Linked DNA regions of Homo sapiens: region 2 is linked to region 1. A link is a loop called in an ENCODE intact Hi-C map of the cell type or tissue named here. Cell type or tissue: psoas muscle. All regions are shown on one strand. Each heading gives the region's core, and the rest is flanking DNA. Links, peaks and the distances in the headings are about the cores only. Region 1 has its middle 400 kb from the start of QKI. Region 2 overlaps LOC105378102 (a long non-coding RNA gene).

The links. Peaks named below come from ENCODE experiments on the same cell type or tissue, not always from the same donor. Only the 100,000 strongest peaks of a DNase experiment are listed, where the experiment ranks them.
Region 2: it touches region 1 in a loop (2.2-fold over the local background); 3 of 110 quality-filtered maps call a loop at or near these places.

Annotation. Positions count from the first base shown.
Region 1 is chr6:163,810,010-163,826,575 of GRCh38, forward strand. No RefSeq gene overlaps it. Among named protein-coding and RNA genes, the nearest start is that of QKI, 400 kb to the left of the region's middle. RefSeq lists an enhancer at 5,021-5,070. In psoas muscle, for the core only: a CTCF peak has its summit at 4,557; a DNase peak (open chromatin) is centred at 4,822; H3K4me3 peaks cover 523 bases; H3K27ac peaks cover 2,478 bases.
Region 2 is chr6:163,931,946-163,948,511 of GRCh38, forward strand. The region is part of intron 4 of LOC105378102 (a long non-coding RNA gene); the gene reads left to right. Among named protein-coding and RNA genes, the nearest start is that of QKI, 530 kb to the left of the region's middle. RefSeq lists enhancers at 8,786-9,477, 11,062-11,715, 12,613-13,114, 13,115-13,615. In psoas muscle, for the core only: a CTCF peak has its summit at 13,180; DNase peaks (open chromatin) are centred at 12,276 and 13,156; H3K4me3 peaks cover 1,600 bases; H3K27ac peaks cover 2,132 bases.

The DNA.
Region 1 (16,566 bases), core at 3,400-5,899:
GAGAAGAGTGGTCAATTTAGAGATTAAAATGGATTCCAGCCATAAGGGGCCAGTTAAGTTCTTTAAATCAATTAAATCAATTAATAATCAATAGATATGTGTGTGTGTGTGTGTGTGTGTGTATATGTATCTCCCTTGAGATATGTGTGTGTGTGTGTATATATATATATTTAATTCACCATTGCTGCCTTGAAACCTTGATATTTTGATGCAGGTGGCCTATGATTAAAATTAGAATAGCAACAGACATCCATTGCCAGTCCAGGCCCAATTGTCTGGGAGTGTGTGTGTGAGAATATGTCATAGAGTTTTAATGGAGAGTAAGGAGGTTTGGGACTCAAAGAAATGGTTAGTCCCAGTTTTTAAAGCTAGTATAAGAATTTATATGATGACGGTGTGTATATGCATGTGTCCATGTCTGTGTGCGTCTCACACACACACACACACACGCAACCCGAGTGATTTGTTGTTTTGTGTGCTGTTGTGCCGGCAGGCAATGCTGTCCGTGCTCTACTCAACAGTCTGCTTTCCTCCAAAGCTGAAACCCTAGAGCAGTTGATCTAATGTGTCTTGCACTAGGGCAGGCATTTATGAGGATGTGGAGCGACACATTTGCTGTCATGGCTTTCTCATGTGTATTTATCACCACCTCATTACTGAGGTGCTCAGAGTTAAATCTCAAGAGCAGAGTAGAATCCAGAACATGGTATTTAAACCAGAGGATCAACCTGGTTGGTTGTCCTTAATTCTTGGAATTTAAGCAAGAGAAAGAATTTTAAATGAGAAAAAGGACAAAGGGCTTTAACACCATTTAAGAGAATGGGGATTCTGACATTTGGGTTCCTATTGTACATTAAACTTTCTCCATTACTGCCTTGGGGAAATGGAAATTGCTGTAATTGGGGGTAATAGATACAATAAAGTGTGCAAATTTTACCCAACACATAAACAAACAAAGCCATTATGGTAATTCAAGTCTACATTTTATTTTCCTATTCTCTGCATTCCTGAATAAAAGCAAGGAGTTGCCCCATGACTTTGACATTTAATATTAGGCTGATCTTTTCAGGCCATTTTCTTCCCACATATCTATACACACACACACACACACACACACACACACACACACACTTTTTTGTATTATTCTGCAGTCCTCACAGTCATAGTTAAAGGTTTGGGATGGAGTCCCAGAGCTATGCTAGTTCAAGCCCCTGCCTCAAGCAATGCTAGCCAGCTGAATCGTAAAGATGGCAATAAATCCTATTAGTGCAGATTTCAAGGACTTATAACTTCTCTTGGTGGCCTGTGTTTGCATTTAATCATTTAGACAAGCATTTTTCTAATAGCTGAGCAAATTTTCTTTGTATTTGATGCAGAGGTACATTATTTAGGGTCTTTATTTAAACATAATTAATTGAAATAAATTTTACTTTGAGGAATAGTAGTTCTCAGAATTCTTCAGCTTGCCTGCAGATAAGCTTGGTAGACTGCAGCTGCTACATGGAGCCCGGCTGCCCCTAGCAGTACATGACCTTGCCATCTTTGCCAGGCATATTTCTGCTGTAGCCTCCAGTTTCTTACAGAAATAAGACTGCATTATATGTTTTATTGGTTTATTCTTTTAGTGTTGTGTCTTGAATCTTTAGTTCTCTTATTATTTTTTCTCTGTCTTTTTAATATTTGCTTAGTTCAGTCCTTGGCAAAAAAAAAAAAAGCCATTCAATAAATATTTGTGGAATGGAAAAATGAGTATACCTCAGATGTTTTGCTGAAATAGAGTTATATTACTTTAGGGTATATCAGATAGGTTCCTTTGCTGTAGGACCTTTCAGAGTCTAAAATGTTATGTATCTTGTGTGGATAAAAGGGAGATAGAATTTTGTGAAGTTTGTTTTCTCTGAATATAATTGGTTCTTAAAATGGTGTGTGATGGTTGATTTTATGTGTCAACTTGAGTGGGCTAAGGGTTGCCCACATAGCTGGTAAAACATGATTTCTAGGTGGGTCTGCAAGGATGTTTCCAAAAGAGATCAGCATTTGAATCAGTAGACTGAATAAAGACCACCCTCTTCAATGTGAAGGGCATCACACATTGCAAATGGCCTGGATAAAACGGGCCAGGCATTCCACTTGGCTGAGTTATACCACTGACTTCCTGGTTCTCCAGCTTGCAGTTGGGATATGGTGGGACTTCTCTGCCTCCACAATCATGTGGGCCAATTCCCCACAATAAATCCCCTCTTATATATATCCTCTAAATATATCCTATTGGTCCTTTCTCTCTGGAGAACCCTGACTAACACAGAGTGCTTGGCATATAGTAATGAGTGTGTGTGTGTGTTGTTATTTATATTGTTATTATTGTTTTTGTTACTGCATTTGTCTTTGCAACCCTTTTTCATGGGATTTCTTAGTACTAGAGTTTCAGTAGAACACACTTTTGGGAAAGGCTAACATATTCTCATCCTATGTTAGGAAGATTCATTGATTTATATTACATTAATGTGTAATAATTCACTGGGGCTTGTCTGACGTTTATCATTGTGTTATCTATAACAATGCAGTTTGTTAGGAAATCAATTTGACAAAACAAACTTCAAGGGGAATGCTTAATTTCAAGTGAACGAAGTCCTCAGAACACGCACAAGCACTTTTGAAGCACCGATTTATTTTCTTATAAGTGTTGATGAGCCAGTGACTTCTAAGAAGACCATCTTGGACCTGTTCCTGGCAACATTTTATGATTTTGTTTCATTTTATGTGTTTTCAATTAAAGACACTGCATTTGTCATCTTTCCTTGTCAGTCAGAACTAGTTGCTGATTAGTTAGATGCAGCACTCTAGAATGTTTCTTTGTACACTGACTTGTGTCAGTGACATATCACTGACATGTTTTTATTGATGTCCCCACCCAAATTTCATGTTGAACTGTAATCCCCAGTGTTGGAGGTGGGGCCTGGTGGGAGGTGTTTGGATCCTGGGAAATTTCGCCCTTGGTTGTGATGGTGAGTTCTTGTGAGATCTGGTTGTTGAAAAGGGAAGCAGCTCCTCCCCAACTCTTTCTCCTACTCCTGCCATGTAAGACACCTGTTCCCCCTTTGCCTTCTGTCATGAGTAAAAGCTCATGAGGCCTCCCCAGACGCAGAAGCCACTATGCTTCCTGTACAGCCTGCAGAATCACGAGCCAATTAAACCTCTCTTCTTTATAAATTACCCAGTCTTAGATATTTCTTTATAGCAATGCAAAAATGGACTAATACAGTCAGGATGAAATTCCATCATGGTTTTAGAGCTGATTTATCATGTTTATCAAGGTCCCTTTGGATTATTTCTGTGTTCTAAGATGTGGCGAGCTTATTGTCTTCTGTAAGCATGGTGGCTACCATCCATTCAGATAAGAGTTCGTGGTGAGAGTGATCAGTTGCCTTCCTTCCTTCACTCCACTGAATGTCATTACTTGCAGTATCCCTATGGTTTTACAGGAGGCTTAATTGTGCCTTAAAATTGCCTTTCCCTTTTGCTTCCAAAATTAACATCCTTACTGAAGCATGGGTAGATTGTGCCCCTTGCTTAACCAGTCTCTCTGAGGCCTGTCATTGTCAAAGAAGAAGCTAGAATGCATCTGTCAGGACTTTGTTACTTGCATTTACAAAGGAACTCTTATTTGGAATAAATTCTGAGCATCAGACTTTCATTGACGGGGCCGGGTGAGGTGGCTCATGCCTGTAATCCCAGCACTTTTGGAGGCCAAGGTGGGAAGATTGCTTGAGGTCAGGAGTTGAGACCAGCCTGGCCAACATGATGAAACGCTGTCTCTACTAAAAATACAAAAATAAGCCAGGTGTGGTGGCTCACAACTGTAATCCAGCTACTCGGGAGGCTGAGGCTGGAGAATTGTTGGGACTCGGGAGGCAGAGGTTGCAGTGAGCTGAGATCGCACCACTACACTCTGGCTTGGGCAACAAAGCGAGACTCCATCTCAAAAAACAAACAACAACAACAACAAAAAACACACAACCCCCCACCCCCCAAAAAAAACCCAAAAAACTTTCATTGACTGGTCTGCAGTTACCAAGGTAGTTCTCCGCCCCCACTTTCCTCCCTTCCCCACCACTTTCTCTTTCTTCTCTTTCTTCTTTTCTGTTTTCTTTCTACCCTCTCTTCCTTCCTTCCTTGCTACCTAACTTCCCTCCCTTTTCCTGTGAGTACTCTGTCTATTTCCAGCCCTCAGGGACTTTCCTTGTCTTCCATGTCAAGTATAACAGTGGCAGATCTTCAGTAGCTCTTGCCGATTTGCCAACAGGATGTGAAACTTTCTAGCTGGCCTCTGCTGTGCTCACCAACCTGGCCAGAAGGGACAGCTTTTTATACTCTGGGTTTATGTCTCGAAGCCCCAAGAAAAATTAGAAATTCATAAACACATGATAAGTAGAATTTTATCACTGATTTTTCTGTTGTCAAATTTGAACAACTGATTTAAAGTTCAGTTTATTATAGCTTGAGAGGAGTTGGAAAAGCATTCGAGACAAATATTTTTGGGCTCAGAACACGTGTGAGGTCACTTTGCCCTCGTAGAAGTCTCCTAGTGGTGATGTTGAATGGTGATACGAGATGGAAATCTGGAGTCTATTCCTGGAACCTCCTCTGACTCATCCCGTTATCCGGGGACGATTATTTCATCATTACTCTTGCATCTGAAGGATGTGGATGTATATTAATGCTCTAACCTTCACGCATCCTTGAATCCTGAGTAGTCTGCTGGAGTCTGTCCTGCAGCAGCTTCCTGGAAGAGTGGCCAGCCCGCTGCGTGGAGGGACTTGGAGGGGTCAAGGTCTCAGCAGCAGGGCCTGGGGTGACTGCAGAGGCCAGAGATGCTCTTCAGGCTGTGCCTGAGGCATGGAACGGTCTGCAATGCCTCCTGAGCTTAGGTCTGGGCATGTGCCAAGTGACTAATCGTATGATTTTTATAACAGTTTAGAGGTTCTAAGGACATATGCATGTTAAAACCTTTACAAGATAATAGTTTCCTTTGATTTAAAGAAATATTGGTGTGGGGGAGCTGGCAAGAGGGAGAGGAAGGAACCACAGAAGCCCTTTCTAGACAGACCATCAGTGACAGAAGACTAGTACACACGCTCAGATATTTGAGATCAGCCAAGCGAAGCATGACTGAATTTCCTGATGCAAAGTTCTGGTGTTTTGTTAGGGGTAGCTTTTTGCATTCGGTATGAGTCTGGCTGTGTTGAACCCTGCGGATGAGAATACTGGCAGTCACTGCAGAGGCAATGAGGAGAGGGCTCTTTGGAAACATTCAACATGTAAGGAATGTGGTCCCCCACTTCCGCAGGTCCCCCACATTCCTTCCAACATTTAAGTGGAAGGGGTGGGGACAGGCCAGTGGCCATTTGTCCTGTCGCATATGACCCTTTGACAGTGAGTGGCCTCTGTGTTATGTAGCATGTTTACAACTAAAACACTAAATGATGGTGATAGAAAATACCAGAATGTAATGTAACTTCAAGATATATGAGCAGACCGTACACCATTGATTCTATGGAATGAACAATCTTATGATGCTTAAAAAAAGTTCATGATTTTAAAATGGCTCTTTATCTTTCTATTTAATCTGTTTGATTAAAAATGAAAGAGAGGGATAAAATAACGATTTGTTATTTTTCTTGTATTTTGAGAAGAAATGATAGAGCATAAGTCTGGAACTGAATCCTTATTGAAGGGATAAGGAGAGAGGATTCATCTCCAGGGTCCAAGTACTTATTCTCAGCAAATGATGTATTATAATTAAGCACTAATCTAAGAGGACCTAGAGTTCACAATGATTTCCCCAATTAATTCTGATTAGCATGTGAAGACAATAAGGGCAGGAATCATTATCCCACTCACCCAGCACAGAGAGGCTGCTCTCCGCCCAAGTCACACAGTGTCACCCATGAACCTTCCCCAGGCTCTCTGTGCTGCCTCCTTCTCCAGCAGCCATCAGTGCTTGAAGAAATGCAAAGACTGGTGGTTCCCGCTTGGGGAAGTGGTTCACCTTGCACAAGGTGGATAGTAGAACTGAGAAATGGACAGTGCCAGAAATCCCTAGAAATCTTTGTTGTTCCTTCTTTCTGATGCCTTGTCTTGGAGGTTTAATAACAGTGGCTGATATTTGTTGAAGTCTCACTGTGTACAAGTGCTTGGAAACACACAGTATATACATCCAAGTCACATAGTCCTACGACACTGGCATTGAAAGTCCATGTGGTTGGTATACATCCTAGCAGGTACATGTGGGGACTAGGAAACAGACCACTTGGATTCAAATTCCAGCTCCATCATCTGTGAGCTGTGTGACCTTGGACATGTTTCTTAACCTCTCGGAGTCCTAGGTCCTCATCTCTAAAATGGGGATAATAGGAGTTTTCTGTCTCATAGGGCTGTTATAATGATAAAATTATATGACAAACATCAAGGGCTTAGCTTACTATTTGGCATTCAGTAACTGTTTCTAATATGAACTAATAGTATGCCTCTTACTGAGCTTCCAAGTATGAGTTCAGAGATGAACAAGACTGCAATTCTGGCACCCTGACAGCTCAGCCAGCTTCTCTTCTGGGGCGGGGAGGGGGGGCGGTTGTAGACTGGCCTCAGCTGATTTAAATTTGTTGCTCTGGGGTTTAACCTAGGTGGAGGCAGTTCTGTGAGCATTTTCCAACCATTTGAAGTGTCTAAGACATCTATAGGACACCTGGCAATAGATGAAGCTCACATGGTTTAGGACAAGTTGGGTGTGAGTTGGTATGGATTATATCTGGAGTGATCAACTTTTGCTGGAACTAGACCTGGTTTAGGAGCTTAGGATAAAGATGGACAAGGTGCCATTTATACAGACGTTGGCTTGCCACTGTCTGGGCCCATCAGTTCCACATGTGTGCATGTGATTTATAGGTCTGGAATGCAATCAGCGTTTGTTAGAGCAAATAACATCCATTTCAATTTCTGCTGTGGAATGACCTTCTGTTGTACTGACAGATGCTGCCCTGAGCCTGGGCTCATATATTTCCCAGGTACCCCTGGAAATTCATGCATCTTAACATTGATGACTGGGAATGTGTAAAAAGTGGACAGTAATGAATGTTCACAATGTACCTGTTTTATGGAGGCAATTTCTACTTTAGTTGAGTTACCTTCAGAGGCTTTTAAAGTTGAGCAAAAGTACAAAATCCTATGAGCTCTGAGACAAATAGGTGTACTAATCGTATTAGTCCATTTTCATGCTGCTGATAAAGACATACCTGAGACTGGAAAGAAAAAGAGGTTTAATTGGACTTACAGTTCCACATGGCTGGAGAGGCCTCAGAATCATGGCGGGAGGTGAAAGGCACTTCTTACATGATGGGGGCAAGAGAAAAATGAGGAGGAAGCAATAAACCCTTCAGATCTCGTGAGACTTACTCACTATCACGAGAATAGCACAGGAAACACCAGCCCCCCATGATTCAATTACCTGTCTTTGGGTCCCTCCCACAACACATGGGAATTCTAGGAGATAGAATTCAAGTTGGGGTTTGGGTGGGGACACAGCCAAACCATGTCACTAATTTAATATTTTTTCCCATTCAGATATTCTGATTATAAAACAAAGGCATACCCACTGAAGAACATTTAGGAAAAAATAGAATTATAAAAAGAATAAATTAAATTCTAATTTTGCTATGAAGAGGTAATCACTGTCAATTTTTAGATGAGTTTCTTCAAATGTTACTTTTAATGGATGAATATACATTTATTTGTGAGTAAAACAGGGATTATGCAATGTGAAGAAATTTGCATCTTGATTTTATGCTTAGCACATATTGTAAACATGTCCCATGTTATTCAGTAATCTCCAGAAACATGATATTGATGCCGCCTGACATGCCATGGTCTATTTAAATGTGAGTTATAAAACCATTGATCTAATATTAAATGATATGTTTCTTGAAAATTTTCACTATTATAAGTAATAGTGAAAATGAGCATCCTCATTTTCCTGCACTAAATACACTTCTAGGAACCTATATTCAGAGTCCAAAGATTTGCAGAAAAGGATGCTCATTGCCACAATGAAAATGTGGCAGTGAGGATGCTCTTCTGTACATCTTTGATTGGACCGTGAGCACAGGTTCCTAGAAGTGTCTTTAGTGCAGCTAAGGGCATATACACTTCAGAGACATTAACACAGTATTTCCAAGGTTGTTCTCCCAAATTTCCTGGGTTAACTTCCCACATCAGTGCATGGCGGTGGCTGTTTCTCCGCACCCCACCAGCACTGAGAATGCTCATGTGTAGTGCTCTGTGTTCTACTATTTTTGTTCTGTCCTGTGCAGATTTCTAATATTTATCTTCAGTTGCTATTGTTAATCTTTAAAATTGACGTTTCTCATTATACAAATGTTAACCACACTGAAATATACAAAGTGAAAAGGAAGACTCCCCTCTCCTTCTCACCACCCAAAGACAGCTGCAGTTAATAGATGTGCACCTTTCCAATCCCTTCTCCCCTCTGTAAAATCTTACATAGGCGCAGGCAAATGTAAATATGTATAATAAAATTAGAATCTTATGCATCCACTATATCATCCATTTGCTTTTTTCCATTTAAAATACAGGCATTTTTCTATGTCAGTATGTTTAAAGAGTATTTCTTTATGTAGATGTAAAATGATTTACTTCATTACTGTCTTACAAAAGATGAGGCAATGAACATGCATATACATTCATTTTGACTGGTTATTGTGCCTATTTTTGCAGAATAAATTTCAAATGGAATTGTCTATCTAATTGCTTCAACAGCTGTCTCCAAACTGACTCCAAAAAATATTGGGCTAATTTATGCTTCTGTCAAAAGTGCATGAAAGTGCTCATTTCCCCACATCTGCATGAGCAATGGGTATTACTGACATTTTAATTTTTTTCACTCTGTTGGGTGAAAAGATTATCTCATTATTGTTTTAATTTGAGTTTCTTGGTTTTCTTATAATTATTCTTTCTCCTTTTTCTATCAGAAATGGTTATGAATTGTGATATACATTTCTGTTTTATCCACTGTATTTGGATGGAGAGAAATGTATAAAAACGTTCTAATAGTTTTGATTTTAAGATAAAAAAGCTGGCCAGGCGTGGTGGCTCATGCCTGTAGTTCCAGCAATTTGAGAGGCCAAGGTGGGTGGATAACCTGTGCTCAGGAGTTTGAGACCAGCCTGGCCAACATGGTGAAACCCCATCTCTACTAAAAATAAAAATAAAAAACTAGGTGGGCATGGTGGTGCGCACCTGTAGTCCCAGATGCTCAGGAGGTTGAGTCAGGAGTATCACTTGAACCCGGGAGGTAGAGGTTGCAGTGAACCGAGATTGCACCATTGCACTCCTGCCTGGGCAACAGGAGTGAAACTCCATCTCAAAAATAAAAACATAAAAAACAAAAAAGCTTACCCCACCTCCTCTTTCAACTACTGCCTTTTTTTTCCATTTTTTTCTTTGTCAACAATGTGTATGTGTGTGTGTGTGTGTGTGTGTGTATTCCTTCTTGATGTCTTACTGTGAATCCTTATGGTAATCTCAAACTTAATTTGGCCAAAGTAGAATTTCCTTCATAAATTTGCCCTCACACAGCCATATTCATCTCACAAACTAGGTCCAGCAGTTGCTTAAGGCAAAAATCTTGCCATTCTCTTTTCTTCTTCCGGGTTTATTTCAAGAACACAAGTAGGAGCTGCCGTTTTGAACCCTGGGAGCATCCTCAAGCGTGCCCACCATAGCCTCACCTGTGCACACCATTATGGTGTCTTGCCCCAGCCCGTGGAAAAGGCTTCTCCGCAGGAGTCCCTGCTTCCATCCTGGTCCTTCACACTCAGCACCCAACACCGTCTTTCCAAGACATGGATCAGATCCTATCACCTCTTGCTTAGAATCTCTATAGGTGTCCCAACTCGCCTACGATAAAACCCAACCTTGTCCCCTGGCGGGCACAGTTCAGTAGCTCCCTGGTCCTCACGTTGAGCCCCTTCTCTCCCCTCCGCTATTCCAGCCACACTGGCCTGCAGACAGGCAATCATTCCCACCTCGGCTGTGGGCTGGCTCCTCCCTCCACCGGGACTCATTCCTCCCGAGTGGGCTCCATCATCTAGCCCTCAGCCTGAGTGTGACTCACTGAGCACACACCTGACCCTTTATTCAGTAGCCGCGCAGCCACACTCCATCCCATCTCCTACTGGACTGCCGTGCTCCACGATACCTCCCACGGATGCGTTTCTGGCCTGATGCTTGGCGCTCTGGCAGTCTGTGTCATTCACCGCTCTGCCTCTGCCGCCTGGAGACGTGCCGGGCACGTACCGGGTCCTTGGTAACTGCGGAATTCGCTAATGAATGGGTGGACGAATTCCCCTCATACCTGCACTTTCATGGTTGTGTCTTTATGGCTTTATGTGGTTCCCTAAGGCTGGAATTCACCTATCTGTTCACTAATTCTGTTTTTCGAGATAATTTCTAAACTTCTGTCCTGCAAGGCCCTTGCTAAAACCCTCCCTCATCCCCATGCACCTGACCGGATCTCTCTCTTCTTTGAATCTCTACAGCACCTGGGGCTTCTCACTGACACGGACATTTTGCTCCCTATTTTGTAGCGTCTTTGTCTTTGTCTAATTATTCCTTAGAATTTAAGAGTCTTCATGCCACGAGTTATGTGTTTCTTACCGTTGTTTCTTCCATGGCACCGTGCATGGCAGCACACTGAGGCTGGTGATCTATAGACATTTGCCACATTGAACCCATTTTTACCCTCCTAGAATTGCACAGTATTTTAGGGCTAACAAAAATGCTTCATGAAATACCCTCTTGTGTAGTTCCTGCTTTCAAGCAAGCTATTCTGCCCTTGCTATCGGAGCTCCATAGACTCCCAATTGGGGTGACGTGTTGTAGTCGGGAATGTGCTGTGCACTAGATCTGAGAACATTTGGTAGCAATTCCATCTAAAATCAGGGTTCCTCTTTCTTCCCAAATCAAAATTCATTAGCATATCTATGGAAACAGTCTTCCAGCCTTTATTTTTCTTAATTTGACAAAGCCACATGGGCTCTGCCTGTCTGTCAGTGTTTCTCCCAGGACTGTCATATTTCCAGCTTCATGATGAATTGGGCTGCGGGTATCTGACATCTCTGAGCTCGGGTGGCTGGTGACATCACCGCAGGGCATCTGCACGCTGTCTAAAATGACAAGGCCTGACACTCAGCCCAGCTTCCTCCCCTCGCTTGAAGGGGCTCAGAAGGGAAAGCCTGTGGGCAGAAGCTCAGCTGGCATGTCCTGCAGGGAACGGTGCCTCCTGGGGGTGGTTTTGCTCCTCAGGGCTCTCAGGGGCTGGTATAATAGACAGCTGGGCAGTTGAGGGAGGGAGAGGAGATGGCTGGCCTTGCCCAGTGCTTCCCTGAAACCTCAGTATGAAACATGACATCATGGACAACTCCTACCCCAAAAAAGTCTTTACCATAGTAATCCGGGCACTTCGACTTTACTAGAACTTTAACCTTGTTGCCAGAACTGGCTTTTTTACCTTACAAGTCTCCAATTCCCCTCAGGGCAGCTGATCCTAAGTGCCTTCTTTAAAGAAGGCAGTAGATTAGAAATAGGATCCTCATCCCCCAACTTTCTCTGCACTACTGGATTGGCAAGTTTCAAACAACATAATTTTGTCTGCTACCAATGAATATGCCAACCATAACAGCACTTCCCTTGACAGTCATTATTTTAGGGCTTCCTATGGAACTTACTTTGCTTAAACAAGTTGTAGGATTGATTTTTTTACTTCTTAATGCCGTCTGCTTTTTCACTTTCAGCATATTTTTTTAGAAGCAGAGAGGAGCCTCAGCGTTTCTGGGGCTTAGTGGCAGGGGTTTGCCCCATGCCGTGGGTGGGAGTGACAGCTGGAACATGGGAAGGCAGAGATGGGGGGGAAGTGGCTGGGGGCTTCTGTGATTCTGAGATGTTGGTGGGCAATGACTGGCAAATCTTAAAAATCACTGGAACTAGATAAAAATTTTGCCTCTCTGCCACCCATTCACCGTTTTCGAATTTCCACTGCTTCAGTAACATCTAGTTCACTCCTTTCATCTCTTTTAGGAAAACCATTGAACTAGAGGAGACGAGCAGGCTAGTGCATGAGAATATTTAAAAAGTACGTCCTTCAAAGAGCAACCCACTGCAGGGCAGCTGCCTCTGCAGGATGGGTGCATGAGTATCCGAGGAGCACCATGCACCCAGTTCTAGCATGGCCCAAGCAAGGGTGCCGGGGAGCTTGAGCAGGACTGGAAGTCTTGCTTCCCGGGAGGTGGTAATAGCACCAACAACAATGGTGCCAGCTCACAGGTTTCCAGCACTTTCAAAGGCAATGGGTGCTGGGCTCAGCTATCACCCACCTGAGATCTCAGCTTACCCTTCCAGGGAGGAAGATACCATTCTCAACCCATTTTACTGAGCAAGATATTTAAGCTTCAAAGGAATAAATAACTTCTCTGAAAGTGCAAAGGTATTAAATGATAGAGCTGAGATTCAAACCCAGATCTGTCTGATTAAGGAGTTCATCCAAATTCATTATCACAAGATATGACTCAGGCCACGGAACTGAGGGATAATTCTGGGCTTTTGCGGTTGGCGTGGTGGCTGACAAACATAGTTTTCTGAGCCATTTGATAGAAATCGAATTAACTCCAGGTCCTTCAGATGCTCCAGGTGGCTGTTGCTTCTGCTACCTCTTTGCCAACCCAATGTGCACGAATGTGTAGAACCACGTACACTGCCCCAGGTCACTTCAAGACAAATAATGGTGTATGCGGGGTGGAGTGCAGAGGGACAGTATAGGGCAGGGTGCTCAGTTCTTTGTTTTCATACTAGTGTACCTGCCTGGAGAAGAGTGGCAGGGAGGAAGTGTGGTGTGGCCTGTAGAGAACTGGGCTAAAATAGACAAAGTCACTGACAACACCAGGCAGTTCCATGCAAAACTCATAGAGAATCTTTGGTCTCGGGTGGAAGGTGAGGCTGAGAAATGGAACGATCTTGGGCAGCTGATGTCAAAGGCTGATTCCTCGTCAATATTAGCCTGAACTTTTTTCATTTCGTTGTGTCATACTGTCTGAAGTTCACAAGCCTACCAGTTGTTTAATCTTTTTGGTTAACATGGACCCTAAAAATGACAAATGCCTTTTGAAGGATCAATAATTTATTAATCAGGAACATGTTGATATAAATTCATTCAACCAAACGGCTTTTTTCTAACACTTAAGATTAACCACACTAGGAAAATGGCAGTAGTACTTGGGCAGAGATGAAAGTAAACTTCCAAACATAGAGAAGGGAAGTTAACATCCATCAGGGCCTCCCATTTGCCAACCGCTCACAGTGACCATATATAGTGAGGCAGATGCTGCTGTCTTCCATGTGACAGATGAGGAAACTGAGGCTTAGAGAGGGGAAGAGTGAGTGAAGGGGCCTGAGACAGAGCTGGACAGAGGCAGCTAAGCAGGAGAAAGCCAAGGGACAGAAACTTCTAGAAGGTGGTGGGAGAGGTTGACAGTGACTACTTCCCTCTCTCTAGACCTCATGAGAACACGATCTTCTGTGAACATAAGGTCTATTATCTGTCAAGAATCAGTAGCTGCCGTGGACCGGATGTTTGTCTTTCATCCCCCACACCCCAACTTATATGTTGAAGCTTTAATCCCCCTGGGATGGAGTTAGGAGGTGGGGCCTTTGGGAGGTGGTTAAGTTTAGATGGGGTCACGAGGGTGGAGCACATGATGGAATTAGTGCCCTTATAAGAAAAGGGAGAGACCAGCACCCTTCCTCTCTCTGCCACGTGGGGAGACAGTGAGAAGGTTGCAAACCAGGCAGAGGGCCCTCCTCAGAAACCAAATTGACAGGCACCTTGATCTTGGACTTCCCAGCTTCCAGAACTGTGAGAAATACATTTCTGTTGTTTAAACCACCCAGTCTATTGTACACTGTTATAGCAAAGTGAACTGACAAGAAGGTGGCTTAGGTTACCACTTTCTTTTGTATTCAAACATATTCCCTTGAAATGAAGCCCTCGCTGTGTTGTGTGGGTTTGGATTCTCCAGTGTCTCCTCACACGCTCACTCACAAATCACTTTCTAGGGTTGGCTTCTTTTCAGATAGCTGGCTCTACCCATTACATATTGATTCTGAGTTTCTGTCTCATGAGGCTCCTTAGTTTCCAGTTCTTCTGCATGCCTTATTTGTGCAGTAATGGTACATTTCTCTAGAGTAAGAGGGTCTTGATAATTTTGCATAAGCTGAAAAGAAAAGGGCAGGTGCAGCACAAATGGTTGTGACTTGCAAGCACTGCAAAGAGACACCAGCCACCGGGAAAGCGGTGGTTAACGTTGGCTCCACGCCCTTGTTCCTGCATCTGCCCAACATGGACAAAGATGCTGCATGGACCAGCCTTCCTCTTGTGAAGAGGAGCTTGTGCTCTGTAAAGCCTTACTGTGGTGCGCCTCAGGGGAGCAGGGTCCCGGACAACCATCTCCACGCCAACAGGGCGGCCATCTTTGGTAGCATTTTGTGCCTCATAACGTGTTTTAAATTAAAATACGTCATGTTTTTCTTCTCTACTAAGGCCTTACTGTTGTGTCGGAAAACAATTACAGAGATTGTACTAATTAATTTGGTCTTATTTTATCCATTTAGAGTGCAAGGGTCTCAAACTGTATATGGAAATTGAAGAAACTTGATATGGAAATTTTCTTTTTCTTTCCCTTTTTTTTTTTTTGAGACAAGAGTTTTGCTCTTGTTGCCCAGGCTGGAGTGCAATGGCGTGATCTCAGCTCACTGCAACCTCCACCTCCCGGGTTCAAGCAGTTCTCCTGCCTCAGCCTCCCGAGTAGCTGGGATTACAGGCACGTGCCACCACACCCGGCTAATTTTGTATTTTTAGTAGAGACGAGGTTTCTCCATGTTGGTCAGGCTGGTCTTGAATTCCCGACCTCAGGTGATCCTCCCAAAGTGCTGGAATTACAGGCGTGAGCCACCGCACCGGGCCGATATGGAATTTCTCAATGGGAACCCAAATCTCTGGCATTTTGGTCAGCAGGTTTCAGAAGGAGTTACGTGATAAAGTCGCTCCCATACAATTCTGTTTTGGCAAACTCTCGCTTACTCATTGACTATAACCACCATGTGTTGGGAATTGTGCCAGAGCTGTTGGGGAAATGGTGAACCACACAGTTAGTCAATCAGGAAGAAGCAGGTGTATTAAGGACTTACAATGTGAAAGAAAGGGTGATGCCTTGCTTATGGTTGTCAGCGCAGGGTTTCTCAGCTGCAGCCTGATTGCCATTTGAGGCCAGATAATTCTCTGTATGGGGCTGCCCTGTGCACTGTAGGACATATAGCAGCATCCCTGGCCTCTACCCACTAAGAGCCATTTATTACATGACTCCAGTTATCACAACCATGAATATTTCTAGATATTACTAAATGTCCCCTGGGGCACCAGTTCTTCCTTGGGGAGAACCCCTGATTTAAGGGAGTGGAGGGAAAGCTTTGAGGAAGACAGTGGCATCAAATAGAAGATGGGGATGCGGTAGGAGGTGGGTACATGGGTATTGAGGCAGGAGCCAAGTATCCTTTTTCAGAGACCAAGAAAGCTCAAGAACACAGAATTGGAGGTAGGAATTGTGTTTGGAAATAAGAAGTCATTCTTTAAATAAAAATAGCTGCCATTTATTGAGTCCTGAGTTAATGTCAAATGTTTTAAATGCACCAGCTCATGTGATCTTCACAGTCACTCATTTTTCAAATATAAAAATCAAGGCTTGGAGAGATGCAGTGACCTGGTGAAATTACAGCTTTGTATCGGCAGGCACAGGAGTTTCTTTTGGGGCTCATAATCAATATTCTAAAAATGGATCTCATCCTTGTGTCAGGTGCTATTTCTGTTTCCTCCTTGCCTTTCCTAGGCCTGTGAGAAATGGGCTCTTGGAGATGGTGGCATCTCCCATGGTGCATGGAACAGGAGGGAGCGGGAGGGCTGGGGAAGGGTGGACTGAAGACACAGTCCTGCAGGGACCAAATAGAGAGAGGCAGCTTTTTGTTTTTTTAAAACATCTGCATCTGGAACGATGCAGATCAGTGGGCAACTCTATGATTAAAACAAATGTGTCATTTCATCACCTGAGAGATGGAGATGGGGGCAATCCTCATCAGAGGAATGAGAGTTTCCCAAAACCACTTCTATTCCGTTTTCAGGGGCATCTGTGTGTTTTGTTAGTGGGAACTTCCCTGCTCAGAATAAAAACCAAAGTCCTTACAGTGACTGCCTTTCCCCATCTCTCAGTTCCTCCTCCGACCACCCACCCCTATTCAGTCACTCTCCGGTCCCTGCTTCTTGGTGGTCCTGGGCCCCCTGGCCATGTTCCGGGCCATCTTAGGGCTTTTGTACATGCTGATTCTTTTGCCTAAAATGCTCTTCCCAGTAAGCTGCTTGGCTAAATCCCTCACCTCCCCTAGAGGTTCATT
Region 2 (16,566 bases), core at 11,716-14,215, 130 kb after region 1:
AGATGAATCAGACCTGAATCCTCTTACAAGCAAGATTGTTGTCTGGGAGGAGAATAGAGACAGATAAACCAGCTCTACTGTGAGGAAGAAGGTAGTGGCTGGAGGAAAGCAGAGATTGCACTATCGTAAAAAGCTGAATGAAGGACAGTTACCCAGAGGAGACAATGTTCAAGCTGGGTCTTGAAGGATGTGTGCCAACAGATGTCCCCACTTCCCATGTTCAAAACTGAACTCCTAATCTTGCCTCCTCTTCCCAGCCCTCCACAGCCCTCAGTGCTGACTGCGTCCTTCCTGTAGCTCAGGCTATACACCTGGAGTCCTCTTTCTCAATCCTTCAGCAAATTATATCTGCTACATCTTGAAAATACGTCCTAATGAGGCTCAGATGGAATCATTGTCTTGTCCAAATCGTGTGTCAGTGATGAAGCCAGCATTTGAACCCAAACTGCCTTACTCCAGAACTCATTCTCTGTATTGCTCCCCAAGTGTAACATGGAGGGAGAACATTTATTTTGTGTGTAGAGGCTGATCCCGTATGGAGAGGAGCATTAGCTTCAGACGGTAGATTGGGATCAGATCATGGCGGGATTTAAGCTCTGGGTAGAAGAGCTGGAATTCTATTTCACAAACCACAGAGACGTTTGATAATTTGGGGAGGCAAAGGGTGGAATCCAAATGCTACTTCTGGATGAGTCGTGGCCAGAGTGAGAGGTTGCTTGAAGAGAAGCATCTGGAAGTGGAGGCTCTTCCAAGGGTTGGGATGAGAAGCACTGAGACTCAATGAGCAACGGGACTGGAAAGGAAGCAGTGGAATTGGACATTTCAGAGGTTAATTAAACCTAAGTTTGGAATTTATTGGCTTTGGAGGCAAGGAAGGGATGCTCAATGATCTTTTCCCACTTTCTTTGACACATAATTTACATACAATAAATGCACTGAGATTGAAGTGAACCTGTATGGTTGGAGATAGTGATGTTATTAACAGAACTTTATTTTGGAAGGAAAATGAAGGAGAAGTTCAACTGATTTTGAGGTGCTTACGGGTCATTCTGCTGAAATTATCAAATCAGGCAGATAGAGACATGAGGATGAAGAGGGGTGCCTCAAGATTAAGCATAAGTCACTTAACTTTTACATCAGCAGTATTTCAAATTAAATAATCTGAAATTTCTCCATCAGTAATCCATCACCAGACAATCTGGACAATATGTATTATATAAAAAATATTTTAATTGCAGAATTGAGCTCATCAAGCAGTAAGTTCCAGAAACTATGAATGAAGTAGAAGTCAGATCTAAGACCATGAGCTTAAAGCTGGTATCCTCAAGTGGCTATAGCAAGAGTAGAAAGTTTCAATTAAAAATGTACCCACAAGGGAGGGAGGCCACTACAGAACTTATGTGTCTTAAGTTCTGCACATAAAATAATCTCCTCTAAGTTTTTGTAAGCATAACAGTGCCCTCGAACTACTTATAGGGTTGAAATATATATTACCTATGTGGTCCAGGAGCCCATAAGGCAAAATAATTATTTAAAAAGTGATCCTAGGCTGGTAATACTCCTGGAGCACCTGATAAAATTCAACACAAAAGAGCTATAGTTTTATATCTTCATCCAAGGTTACAAAAGACTCCCTCCGATAAAGTCCAGCTGAAGATGTGTTTCTGCAAGGAACAACTCCAGTATGAACAACAGGCATAGGACAGTGTAATGTTGGTAGAAGGAATAGAAACATAGAAGGATGGAAGAGAATGGAGAGCCCAGCATTAGACTGCAAGATTTCAGAAAACAGCACACAAAATTGGTAGAGAAAAGGATATAAATTCACTAACCATCGTGGAAATCGGTTACTATATTTTAGAAAGGTAGATTATGTCTGTACCTCCCTCTGTACACCAAAATCAATGAAAACAGTACAACTTTCAGAAGATAAGGAGAACATATTTCTGATCTTATAGTAAAAAGTGATCTCTTAAATATGATATACTAAGGACAAACCTTAAAAGATTATGAAAATTAAAACTTCTTTACAATGAGATGACTAAAAGGGCTAAGAACATTGGAAGAAGATATTCGCGAATGCCTAGAATCCACACAGGATTAGCATCCAGAGTTTATGATGAAATCCAACAATTCAACGAAACAAACCAAGTAAAAATTAAACTATATAAACACAATTTAAAAAAAAGATAACCTAAATGGCCAATAATATATGAAAGGATGTTCAACCTTTTGATTTAATGCAGATTAAGGTAATAGTGTGATGTAATTTGAAACCTGGAACTCTGACATGACAAGCTTAGGTATAGGCAGAGCCGTAGGGCACCTCAAACACTGCTGCTGAGAACATTAATTGTTGCATCTTTTGGGGAGCAATTCAGCAAAAGTAGTAATACTGAATATGGTCCTATCTGTGATACCACAATGTCCCTCCTGGGGACATACCCTGGACTTCAGGACTTGGAAAGACTCTTCTACACACAGCAGATAAATCATGGAAGCCACAGGGTATACAGAGATACAAGAAGGCATCAAAGATGGATCTTTGCAGAACCTCTGCCTGAAGGAGACAGAAGGGGCATCTGGAAAGAAAGGAGGAGACCTCAGAACACAGGTCAGGGCTGCCAAAGACAGAGAATGCCAGGAAAGAGGATTGGCCTGTTGTATCCAATACCACTGAGTTTAGGGAGGAGGATGTCTTCAAAGGGTCTGTTGAATTTGTTTGTTGAAAACCATTGAGGAAAATCTTGAAAGAACTCTACGCAGAGTGATGAGGACGATATGACAGGGATTAGCCTATGTGTATTGAGAGGGCGTGGGAGCCTGAGTGGTCGTTTGAGTTAAATGTTGCGCTTAAGAAAAGTAGATGAGTTATTCAGTAAGACTGGTTGTGAGAAGAAGGAGGAAAATCAACTTATTCACTTGTGGATATGTCAGGATCAAAGGAAAGATGGTTTTGTTTTCTGGAGACCTGAGACAAGCTGTTTACAGAGAAGTCGAGAGAATAAAGTTACAAGAGGAACAAGAGTGATAGAGTGGGACCCGTATCTGTAAGATTTGATTTCTGCTGAGAAAAAAATAAAAAGAGGTGTTTTTATATACTTTGAATTGGAATTTGCATACATTGGAAAGTAAGGAAATTTTACAGAATGAAACCCTAAAGGGTGTTCAAGTGCTTAGTAACTGTGATTCCAGGACCAGATGACATGTGAAAATTACGTTGTTTTTAATTGCACTCATCTCAAGATTTTTTTCTTTTGTCTTCTTCTGGATTTTTGTTTGTTTGTTCTTAGTCAGGCAAGGAAATAGTTTCATTTTAAGATCTTGGGAACTGAGGGGTGGAATGCTGTCTGTATTTTCTTCACAAACTTTTGGCAAGAGTTCAGATTTACCTTGTGGAATGTATTATATGCAACTATGGTATTCAGAACAGGACTTTGTTTGTCTTAACAATCCTTTTTTTTTCTTTTACTAGTGGGAGAAAGTCAGGGACAAAATTCAAATTGCATTTCTTTCCATGACATTTTTAAAAAATATAAATGCACCCTGGTGGTCTCTCTTCTGGGTTGGACAGAGCTGGTTTCCTCAGCCCCGGCCTGGCTTCCTGTGTCCCAGCTGCTTCCTGCCCCTGCGTGGCCTATGCATCCCGGATGCTGCTGTGGGTCCTTCTGCCCAGCCTTGGCTGCCCGCATAGCAGAGCCTCTGACTCCCAGCTTAGTGCTCATAACATAAAGGCACTAATAGCCCCAGAGAGCTTGACTTCAAGACCTCTCTCTGAAATCATATTGCAATAGCAGGTCGTCTTGTCCACAGAAGCCTCAAAGTAAACCTCTTCCCGGGGAACATCACACTCTGGGGACTGTTGTGGGGTGGGGGGACGGGGAAGGGATAGCATTAGGAGATATACCTAATGCTAAATGACGAGTTAATGGGTGCAGCACACCAGCATGGCGCATGTATACATATGTAACTAACCTGCACATTGTGCACATGTACCCTAAAACTTAAAGTATAATAATAATAAAATAAAATAAAAAGAAAACCTCTTCCCAGAGCCCCAAGGGGGACATCAGGGTATATGGGGGTGGTGGCAAGAGAGGCCCTGGTTTCTGTGTTATCCTCACCCATCTGAAGTTCTCCGCTCTCTCAGGGTATAGCCTAGAGATTTCTACCTTTGACTCTCTACTCTTATATTTTCTTCTTGATGTTTTCAGTATATCCTAGACCATAACTAAGTAGCAGACTTCTTTTCCTTGTCTCATGTCATTTTTTACAAGTAGTAGAAGCACAGATCTCATCCTAAGTGAAAGGGGGACCATGTCCGAACTCTAGGAGAGAGGGGCACGGATGCGGGTCTTCTGGTCCTGGTTTTTGATGCGCTAAAGGAGGAGATAAAATAGTAGTGCTTCCTCTCCAAACAGTATTTGGTTCATGAGCTCAATATTCAAAATATTGAACAATTCAACAATATTTAGTTATTGTGCTACAGAATCTTATTTTACTATAAAAAGCTGTAAAGCTACAAAGAAAAAAATATTATACAGATTGTTGGTTTTACCCCCTAAATCCATTCTTCTACAAGCCAAAAATAAAAGTCAAAGCATGTCAGCCAACTGATGGGCCCTCCCCTTGGCCAAGGGCATTCCAAAGTTAATCTGAAAAATGAATTCAGGCCACAGTGGGAAGTGGGGGTAAGATATGCCTCATGATCCCTTCCTTTCTTTGGAATTCAGGCATAGCTGACCAGCATTAACATTAAAACAGAAACCTTAAGACTGACAAACAGACTCTTTAAGTCTGATAAGAGACATTTAAAATCTATTTTCTCTGAAGCCTGCTGCAGGGAGGCTTCATTTGTGTGATAAAACCTAGATCTCCTGGACCCCGTATCTTAACTCAGATACTCCCTTCTATTGATTCCAGGTCTTTAGATGAACTCTTTCAACCAATTGCCAATCAGAAAATTGCCACCTATGACCTGGATGCTCCCTGCTTTCAGTTTTCCCATCTTTTCTGACAAAACAAATATAAATTTTACATATATTGATTGATATCTTATGTATTTATTGAGGTCTTATGTGTCTCTGAAATGTATAAAACCAAGTTATAGCCTGACCACCTTGGGCACATGTTCTCAGGATCTCCTGAGAGCTGTTTCACGGGCCATTGGCCACTCATATTTGACTCAGAGTAAATCTTTCAAATATTTTATGGAGTCTAACTCTTTTTGTTGACACTTCTTATCTTGCACTCGTGTTAGAATTTCTACATAGGCATGCTGCTGCCTAGCCAGCCCATGCTTCCAAGATTCCCTTGCAGCTCATTTTGGCCATAAGTCTATGTCCTGGCCAGTGGTGTGTACAGAGAGGGATATGTGGAGCTTCCAGGTGGTGCCTCCTCTTCCCTTCTGCTGTCCAGGATACCAATGTGGGATGAGCCAGCATTGGTGCAGAGCATGGTACGTCATGAACCCCACATATCCGAGAGAGGTCTCAGTCAATTTAGTAAGTTTATTTCACCAAAGTTAAGGATGTGTGCCTGTGACAGCCTCAGGAGGTCCTGGTGACATGTCCCCAAGGTGGTCAGGGCACAGTTTGGTTTTATACATTTTAGGGAGACCTGAGACATCAATATGTTAAGATGTATGGTGGTTGGGCTGGAAAGGCAGGACAACTAGAAGTAGGGAGGGGGCTTCCAGGTCGTAGGTAGATAAGAGACAAATGGATGCATTGTTTTGAGTGTCTGATGAGCCTCTCCAAAGGAAGCAATCAGATATGCATTTATCTCAGTGAGCAGAGGGATGACTTTGAATGGAATGGGAGGCAGGTTTGCCCTAAGCAGTTCCCAGGTTGACTTTTCTCCTTAGCTTAGTGATTTTGGGGTCCCAAGATTTGTTTTCCTTTCACAACCTTACGGAAGACAGAGCAACAAGGCAGGAGGAGGGAGCTGCCCTTCCAGCTGGATGTTCCTCTCATCTCAGTATTTTATGAGAGAGAAATAAACTTCCAACTTATTTAAGCTACTGTCATTTATGGTTTCTGTGATAGTGGCCAAACCTATATTCTAACAAATCTGCATGTTGATAACTTTGAAAACATCACCCTGATTAAATTAAGATGGCGTAGTAACACTGAACTTCACAAAACTTCTCAGGATACAGGCCATGCAGACAAGCTGAATAAATGATTAGTGAACCAGATAAATACATAGGAAACATTCTTAAAACATTAAAGTACTTGCAAATTTAAGGTAATGGTACATGCTTATTTAACTTGGTAATCTGGAAGCTAGCCTTATCCCAAAGCCTTTTTTGTCACGTTATTTTTAGTAAGCATGAATGTGAATGCCTACCCTTACGCTAATCCTGGTTGATTAAATGAGGAAGAACCTATCTGTGGGACAATCAACCCAATCAACCCACAGAGGGACATTAGAAGTAGAGGAAGCTTTTGCTGGTGTGACCATTTGGTGAAAGTTGCCTTTAATATTTGAGTCATACATGATTGCAGCAGCTGTGCATTTGATGTTGATAAAAACAAAATAATCTCAGATTGTTTCAGTGAGGGGTCAAAGTAAAATATTGCCATCTTCTATTTATTAACTTATGGGTGGTAGGTGCAGGAGTTAGGTGTAAAGCAGGGCTTTTTTTCCCCATTTTTTTTAATGGTAAGAGTGAACCTGTTTTTGAGGTCATGGTCACAAAATGTGGATGTCAAATTGTGCTGTCTTTCAAAGGGGTTCTCAGGTGCATCTCCGGAATGTATTGTCAGAAAGCTCTGGGGGCCCCCTGTTCAAGAAGTCTTGCTGCCATACTGCCGCACTGATTAGATGTTTTCCAAGCTTCAAGAAGCTGCTTCTTGAAAGGATTGTTTCCCCAAGGCCCAAGAGGAAATGATTCTCACGGGGTTGGGGCTGTCCTGTCCATGACACGCCTGACGCTGTCAGATCTGAACGAATTCACAGACAGACGGACTTGTCACCATGAACTCTGTGTGCGTCATCACCCAGGGCTCAGGTGCAAGGTTGTCCCCTTCTCGCCTGGCCTCTGTGATCGTCTTAGATAGCAATGTTAACTTGCCCTGTTAGTGGAACGGGAAAGTAAAATATTTTCTTATTTCAAGCCTGTGTCAGTCTATTCTTATACTGCCGTAAAGAACTACCTGAGACTGGGTAATTTATGAAGAAAAGAGGTTGGATTGGCTCACAGTTCCACAGGCTGCACAGAAGCATGGCTAGGGAGGCCTCAGGAAGCTTGACAATGGTGGGAGGCAAAGGGGAAGCAGGCACCTTCTTTCCATGGTGACAGGAGAGAGAGTGTGCGGGGGAAAGTGCCACACACTTTTAAACCATCGGGTCTCATGAGAACTTACTACCATGAGAACAGCAAGGAGGAAGTCCGCCTCCATGACCCAATCACCTCCCACCAGACCCCTCCCCTGCTTACAGTTCGAGATGAGATTTGGGTGGCGACACAGAGCCAGACAAAGTCAAACCCTTTGCATTCCAACCAGTCATCCCTAAGTTTCGCTACATTTATTGTGAAGATTTTAAGGTTGTGGCAGCAAATATAGAGAAGTGGTGTGGCCCACCCCAAATCCACAGGAACGAGCTTGGAAGGTACCATCATGCACTGTGTCTCATGGAGTCCCTCTGTTCTAGGTGAAGTCCGACTTTCCCTGGAAGACCGAGGCCTCTCCCCTTGCACCACAGCCTCACTTTATCATCATCCCTCAGCCTCACAGCGGGTTTTCCAAACCTTAGTCCACCAGGTGCTTTCCAGCCCCCGTCCAAAAGGCTGCTCCCATAGCCCACCCAGCCCACTCACCCCCGGAACTCTTCAGGTCCCACCCAGGCTCCTCAAGGGTGGCTTTTGTGCTCCCCACAGCTGTTACCGATTTCCACTGCACCTTGTGCTTTTACCTTGTATTTTATTATGATTCATTACTTTAATGATTATTGGTTTAATATCTTTGCCTCCATTCGACTGGGAGTTTCAAAAATTGTAGAAACTCCATTTGATGTGTTTTGCTACTGTGTCTCTATTGGTCAGTAGTGACATGACGAGTAGTTTTGAATGAATGCGTGTATGCCTTTTAGAGTCCACTAAACCTAGGATTTCCCTGGGTTTCTTGTGGCTCTATGATGTGCTGGGCATGACTAAAAATTCAAGTTGAGTAAGATAGTCCCTATTCTTAAAGACCATATATTCTTGCATTCTTTAGGTCAGCCTCCTGTTTAGAACCCATTGAACTTTTGAATTTAGAATTCACCTGTTGGGAGGCCTTTTTAATAATGCAGGTGTGGGTGAGGAATGTCTCACCTGGAGAAGCTGCAATTGGCATGTATGGAAGGGAAGCTGAGGAGGTTTAAGGAAAGATGAGGTTTGTTAACTGATGCGGACTTGGAGTTGAAATTAAATGAGCAGAGGTGAGGCCAGAGGGCAAAAACAGAAGAAAGAAGGAAGGAGATGAGGACTTAGGAAAGGAAACAGGATCAGGGAAAGAGGTAGGGGAAGCAACAGAAAATGTCAGCATCATGGAAACACAAAAGCAAAGTGCTTCTGATGTGTAATGGGGGCAACAGAATGAAGACCTTCAGGAACATGGTTTTGTGCACTGGTAGGAGTGGGAGTGAGGCCACAGAGGCTGAGGGAAAAAGAGAGGGAGCAGGCAATGTGACTTCAGGCCACCCACTCAAGATTTTATCCTGAGGGGAAGGAAAGAAGGATGGCTCTGCTAACCTCCAGCTGCCTTCCAATGCCAGGACCTGAGAGTGTGAGACTCCCTGGTGGCAACGATGTTTCTCTGGGATGATTTTTATGATGTGTGACTAGAGAAGGTAAATAGAAGATGCAGTGGAGCCCAGCGAAAACCTTTTTGGGACTTCAAGAGACCTACCCATGTTTCAAGGCAGGGGTGTCAAAGGTGATTGAACCAGAGCGACTCCATCTTGAACGGGGGCTGGGTAAAATCAGGCTGACACCTACTGGGCTGCATTCCCAAGAGATTAAGGCATTCTTAGTCACAGGATGAGATAGGAGGTCAGCACAGGGTACAGGTCACAAAGACCCTGCTGATAAAACAGCATGTGGTAAAGAAGCTGGCTAAAACCCACCAAAACCAAAATGGTGACAAAAGTGACAGCTGGTCGTCCTCACTGCTCATTATACACTAATTATAATGCATTAGCATGCTAAAAGACACTCCCTCTAGCGCCATGACAGTTTACAAATGCCATAGCAATGTCAGGAAGTTACCCTATATGGCCTAAAAAGGGGAGGAACCCTCAGTTCTGGGAATTGCCCAGCCGTTTCCTGGAAAACTCATGAATAATCCACCCCTTGTTTAGCATATAATCAAGAAGTCTATAGTCAAGAAGTATAATCAGTTGAGCAGCCTATGCTGCTGCTCTGCTTATGGAGTAGCCAGTCTTTATTTCCTTTACTTTCTTAATAAACTTGCTTTCACTTTCCTGTATGGACTCATCCCAAATTCTTTCTTGTGGGAGGTCCAAGAACCCTCTCTTGGGGACTGGACTGGGACGCCTTTCCTGTAACCGGGAGAACAGGGCCAGTGCTGGGAACTGGCAGGGCCTGGGGTTGGGGTGTGGGGATGGAAGGTTGAACATAGAACACAGAAGGAAGACCCTGAGGGGACCCAGCGCCCTAGAGCACTCTAAGCCAGGGGAAGCCTTTCTTCCTGGAGACAGAAGGAGGAGGGGCACGCTTCCATTGCTCCCCCTTCAAATCCTCTAGGGAACACACTGGTGCTTTTAACAACAATCATCGTGTGTGCAGCCCTCCCTTAACCTGCCTTCCCACACTAGCATGGAATCCCCACGGAGGTGCGGCTCTCACTGGACAAGCACAGACCAAGGTCTGCAGGAGCAGGGTCAAGGGAGGTGCTCTACAGGGAAAAACGCACCGTCTGTGTCTTTGACAGGGCAGTGGGAAACATTTGGAACTGAAGAATAGCGAAAATGAAGGTTCATTTCCAGTGGGTGTGGGAGAAGCCCTTTACCAGTTACTATCAATTATTGCTAGTTACTGATCTGCTCTGGTCTTCAGAGCATCCTGACTCAATGCCTCTTTCTGGGAAGGACGGGAAGGGAGGGGAGTTGGGGGAGAGGAGGAAAGGGAGGAGAGTATGTAATAGTGACCCAGGAAGTAAAGCAACAAGCCCAGGGTTTGCATCTGCTTCACATTTTGAGAAATAATGTTTTAAGTGGATCTTGAACAATTCTATGGGGGAGGACAGAACAGGTGAGTTGGGAGGATGTCAAAGAATCAACACCGATGCCAATGTCCTAACATCTTTGTGATAAAAAGGCATTATATTCATGAGGGAGGTGAATGAGGGAAGAGATGGATTTAAAAATGATTTCTAGCTTTGATGGACAAATCATATTTCTTATTCACCAAAGCTCTAAATGGCTTTCAATCTTTAATAACTCCTTTCATGCCGTATAGTCCAAGAAACCTTTCAAAATGGTAAGATTGCAGCTCAGTTACACATAAATAGGCTGAACTTTTTTTTACAAGTTTGAATTTAAATGATGAAAATTGACATTTTCATCTTGCAAAAGAAAATGAATTGCAGATCTCCTAAATAAATACTTACAAACAAAATGCAAACGTCTTTGAATCTGAAAGCTTGCCTGTGAATGACAAGGGAGTTTTTGCCTGGGTAGACTTTGAAGCATTCTGTAAACCTTTTAAAGAAAGGAGTGCCTTTGAAACCTCAAAAACTTGTAGTACTAAATATTTTAGTGGTGATTTATGAACAGTGTTAAAAAATATGCCTTTTCTTTCATTAAAAAAAAAGTTCTAACACTTAGCAAAATGATGAGGATTTATGTGTTAAAATGTTTTGCAGGGCAGCTTCTGAGTAATAGATTCATAAATATTTCCCTTTTTAAATTTAAAAGTAAAAATAAATTAGAAAAAAAACACCACCAAATTAAAGGTATTCAGTTAAATAGAGAAGATGAACTTCGGATTTTCACCTGACCTCACAGTGTTTGAACACTGAACTACACCCCCTCATCAAAGGTAGGCAGGAATGACCCTCTAAAAGTTCCTCTCTGTCACCCTCCCTCTAGCGTATATACACGTGCACATGCACCCCAACAGAATACATCAACATTTTGACTATTTACTAAGTTTGCTTTAAAATCATGCTTCTCTCAACACTGACTATTTTCTATTTAGGTTATTACTATTAAAAAAAAATATCTGGCCAGGTACGGTGGCTCACGCCTGTTGATCCCAGCACTTTGGGAGTCTGAGGTGGGTGGATCACCTGAGGTCAGGAGTTCAAGACCAGCCTGACCAATATGGTGAAACCCCATCTGTACTTTAAAAAAAAAAAAAATAGCCAGGTGTCGTGGCATGCGCCTGTAGTTCTAGCTACTCCAGAGGCTGAGACAGGAGAATGGCTTGAACCCAGAAAGCGGAGGTTGCAGTGAGCCGAGATCGGGCCACTGCACTCCAGCCTGGGCGACAGAGGGAGACTGTGTCAAAAAAAAAAAAAAAAATTCCCATGTGCCCAGAGCATTTTAGGCATATGAAAATGTAATTTAAAACTGATACACAATGATTGTGTGTTATGCAGGTAAAGAGTTAAGAAATAGTCCTCATGAGCTGCTTGAAGAGGGGATGAAAAATGAGACAAGAGACGAAAGGATGGCAGGGTCTTTCGGGCAGCGTGGGGGCTCCCCGTTGCTGGGTCCTTTTATGCTTTGTGATTGAATCCAGCCAGACCTCTGAGCACTCCTCTCCTTTTTGCTTGTGTGGCGATGGGGGTTGTTGCTGGGGAGAGGCAGGGGGAGTGAACGAGAAAAAAGAAAAGTTGGCCACACAAATACAATGCCAGAGACTGTGGTCCCAGTTCTATGGGGGAGAGCGAGTGGGAAGTTGCCGGAGCTCCACAAAGCAGCTCTCGTTCCCATGGAAACCGATGTTTAGTGCTGAGTGCCTCGCTTGACTCTGCATAGCCCCCTTCCTCTGTCTTTTTAAATCTCTGTTGGAGATGCATTGTCTTCTTGGGTTTTTTTGTTTGTTTGTTTTGTTTTAATAAAAATAAAGACGATGGAGAAGAAAACACTTTCCGCCTCAAGACATCCCGTGGATAGGCTGATGACACATATCCTGGGTGGGTTTGAAATCTGGCTGGATCTCCCCAGATCTAAGATCTGGTACCTTGTCTTCCAGCCATGTACTGACAGGCCACCAAGAGCTGTGCCAGGCAGAGATTGGCAGACTAATTTGAATACCAATGCTGCTCTCGGCTGGCTTCCAGTTACAAGGCGGGGAGGCCCAGGAGGGCAGGCAGGGTGGGGACAGGGGTGGATTCAACAGAGGCTTCTGGGGGGAGAGGGGGAGTTCTCCCACCATTATGTGCTTCCTTCCTTCTCTTACTCCCATGCCCCTTCTCTGCTGGGTTATTGGCAAGTCTACTTTCTATTCTTCAAGGATTAATGCCTCAGTGCAAGAGGAAAATTGGCAATTAAAAATATCTCAAAGCCTGGGATTTCTGTCGCTTTATCGTTTTCCAGTTAGATTTCATCAGGATGCCACTGCACAGAGAAGTTTAGGGCTTTTGTTGTTGTTTGTCAAAGAGTTTAAAACTATGAGCAGGATGTTTTTATCTTCAGAGAAAAAAGACAGGCAACCTTTTGTGCTAATGGAGCTTAGCTAACATCTATAAGCAGGGAGAATTTCTAAGGGGAAAGTGAGTTACTATAATACTCTCTAACAAAATAATCTGCTTATAAAAAATAAGATACTAGGTTCTTATCAGAACTGCTGAATATAAGTTATTTGGTACTTTTCCATACTTGAAATTTTTAAAAATCAGAGATTATATATACTTATGGAAATTCCTCTCACACCCCTCCAATAAAATATTTTAAATGTAAAAGATGATAAATGTGCATCTCTGCATTGTGAACTATCGTGTTGAAATAATTTCTCAGCTTCTGAGATTCTAATGAAATTCTCCAGGCAGGTTGAAGTGCTGAATCCCCTGGTGGAAGCTCCGGAGGAACCTTCCTCCCGTCCCCGTTGGCGGCTGGCAGGCTGTGGTGGTTTCGGGCAGGGAAGGGCCCCGCAGTGTCCCTCCTGTGGCCACACACACTCCTTTATTGCTCCAGCGCCCACCTGCTGCTTGCACTTGCGATTTGGGTGGCGTGATGCCAGTGACATCAGACAGGCCAGGGTATTGTCCCAGTCTCAGGGAAGATATAAGTTGTCATCATCAGTGAATATTTATTAGGTGTTCATAGGCACAGGACTTCATGCAAGGAGTGATCAGCAGGAGACCAGGAAACACAGAGGAAGCCGGATCATTTTTGGGGTGCAAGGCACCTTGTGCCGGTGATCACTCGTATGCCAGTTTTATTTCTTTGTAAGTGTGAAAAACGTGGCCCCCAATTTCTGCATCATTATTCTAACAAGGTTGGCAAAAGTCCTAGGCCTTTGTTACAGAGCGACAGCTTTTCTCTTTATATGATATTTTTGAGGTTTATTTATGGAAAGCCTTAAACGTTATTTTTTTCATGATTATCCTTTAAACCTAGTGCATTATTACCTGGGAAAACTCAGGGAAGATTTCTTGTTCAGAGCTAAGCAAAATAGTATTTACTGTAAGATGTAATGACGCAGCCCAAGTGGGTTTTTATTTCTAGGCTGGTCATGGTCATAATAGTGACTTTGCCGAGTTTTGAAAACGTATCTGTACAGAAGATTCAAGCTAGAAGAAAACACTAGTTATTGGAGGAAGTCTTTTACTGTGGGCAGCACGGAGGTCACCTTGTCTGTATGCCTGGGAGTTTTCTCCTTGCCCAGCCTATGAAATTAATGGTTTAATAGAGAGGGAAAGTTCAACCTCAAAATGTAAATCTTTAGCCCAGTTAATAGACACACTGGGGCACTGTATTAACTTGCATTTATATTCAAGCGGCGCGGTCACTCTGAAATCCTCCTCTGTGCCGGAAAGCAGCCTCTGCAGGAACTTGAAAGGGCCTAAAGCATGTGGGTTACTGGGTGAACCCCAAATAGTCAAACCAGTCAAACCAGTCTTTCCCAGCTCTAATTATCAGATGGAGCGGAACACTAGGTAAGAAGTGAGAAGCAGTGGAGTGAGGCGCTGGCTCCCTGAGGAGGAGCTGGGGAGGAAAGGGCTCATGGAGGGGCAATATTGCTTTGTCTGTCTGTGGACTGTGGATGGGGATTCTAGCCTTCATCGCCTCCATGTTACACATTCACCTTCCATGGGTTTTCCCATGTGAGCCTTCTAGGGATGAGCTATTACTTACCGTCTTGCATGTTTATTTTCTTCATTTCAAGGGCTTACAGTGCCAGATGCAGAGTTTGACACAGTTCGGTAAATGAAAGAATAAAGACTGTTAATGAGTTCCACTTTCTGTTTTCTGGTAGAATAGTAAGAACAGGCTTTTCATTTATTTCTACTTTTTCTTATTTGGACTTTTAAGTCTTGCCAGGATAGTCAGACTCTCTTTGTGTTTTGAGGTGGGGTTGTGCCGCTGGAGGAAGCTGAGGGGCAATTGTGGAGCAGGCAGTCACTTCGATTCTCTGTGAGTGCAGGAATCAGGGTCCAGGGCAGTTTCACTGCAAGGTGCACGGCCCTGCTGGACTTGTTGCTTAATATCTCAATTTTTTGAGGCCCTGAAATTGTGCAAACCCTTGGATGAATTTTCGTCTCATTCTGCAGCATTATTTCCAACTGCCGCTCCACCATGGCAGCTCTCCCAGGGGCTTTGTTAATGAATATAATTTTACAGCAACAAAAGAAGCTACGAGAACTGAAAGTTCTAGAGGGAAAACAGCACTTTCTTTTTTCCCCAAGTCAAATTTTTGAAGTCGCAGCTGTTTTCTCCTGCAGACCCACAGTCACATGGATCCCTGTTTAGGGAATCCTAGTCTTTTCAGTGGGAGGTTTTGATTTACTCACCTATCAAGACACTAGCTTATGTTCAAGAGCTCAAAGTCCTCATTTTGGATTCTTGTCAGTAGTAATATCACACACCCTTTCCCTGTACATTATCCAGTTCAGAAGTACAGGTGGTGCTTTGAAACTGTCAGGCCACAATAATGAGAAACGAAGAAATGTTACTTGAGCTTTGAAAAACAGGAGTCCATACATGATGGTGGTGTTGGAAGTGTGAACTCCATAGACTCAGCGCTTTTCCTGTCTTACTTTCAGCCTTGCTCCCTCCCTCCATCTGATTCACAGCTGCCTGTCCATTAAGGCACTAAGAGCTCATGGCTGCAGGGTGGACAGTGGCTGGACTTTTCCCCTGGTATTTCTGCTGCCTCCATTAACTGGACATCAATGAATTTGAATAATGGGTTGGTTTGTTATGCAGAAAAATAGATATTCATTCCTAGGAAGTTAGCTCCTTTAGAGGAAGTTTCCACTGGCAAACAGGACCCAAAGGATGAGCAGACTTAACTCACCAAAAATGTCCTCAATTCCAGTTGCCTTGGCTACAGCAGCAGCAGTTCCTTTCGATCATAGCACTCTTACGCCAGTGTGGCATTGCTGACAACTTCACCACCTGCCCCTACACTTCTACACCAGCAGAGACACACCTTCCTCTCCCCTGTGGGCTTCCCTGCTCATGACAAGGCTTGGTCGGTGGATGGTGTATGTACATTTCAGTGAGTGAGAGCAGTGCTTGAAGTATGAATCATTGATTATGTACTGATTCCTTTGCTCATTGGTTTGTATATAAAACATTGATGAGTCCTCTGTAAACTTAAGTAAGATAGGTTCAGCCATGCCAAGGGTTCACAATCCAGCAGGGCTCACAAAAGGATAATTGGTATTAATATAATGATTGCTGTAATGGATATTTATACTCAAGGTTCTATGGGAACATGGAAAAGTGAGCTCTTGAGTTCGTTGTTGGGAGAAACATGGAAAAAAATGATGAAGTGAATTTTACTGTAAAAGTAAAGTGGAGAAAAGTAGAAGTGTTGGTAAGCTTCAGTAGAGGGAGAAGGCAAGGACGCATGATGACTTTATGGGCTCTGGAGACTATGTGCGGGCCACTTTTTCGATAACAAGATTATATTCACAATTACATAATTATTTTATGACTGTTGGTATGAAGATTAATATATCAGTATTGTTTATTGAAACATTTCATTTGACCCCAACATTCATTTTTTTCTTCTGATTTTAAAAGAAATAAAAATATTTTGAAGGCTCCTTAAAGTATTGTGGGCCCTTGGCACTGGCTCTGTATCAGCCCTGGGAGAAGGTAAAGAGAGGGAGAAAGAAGAGGAAGAGAAGAACAAAGTTGTAGAAAGAAGAGAAGAAAAGCAGTCCCGCAAAAGAACAGTGTGAGATGCGTAGAGATTGCAAAAGAAATGATAACACAAGTTCATCAAATAATAAAATAAAAATATGAAAACAGAAGAAAATCAAAAGAAAGTAGAAAAGTGAGATGGAACTGAGAATGGTCACTGAGAACAACAAAATGTAAAATGACGTCAGAAGTTTTTCCTTTGAGTAGAGCCCCGAGAGAGAGGGAGGGCTT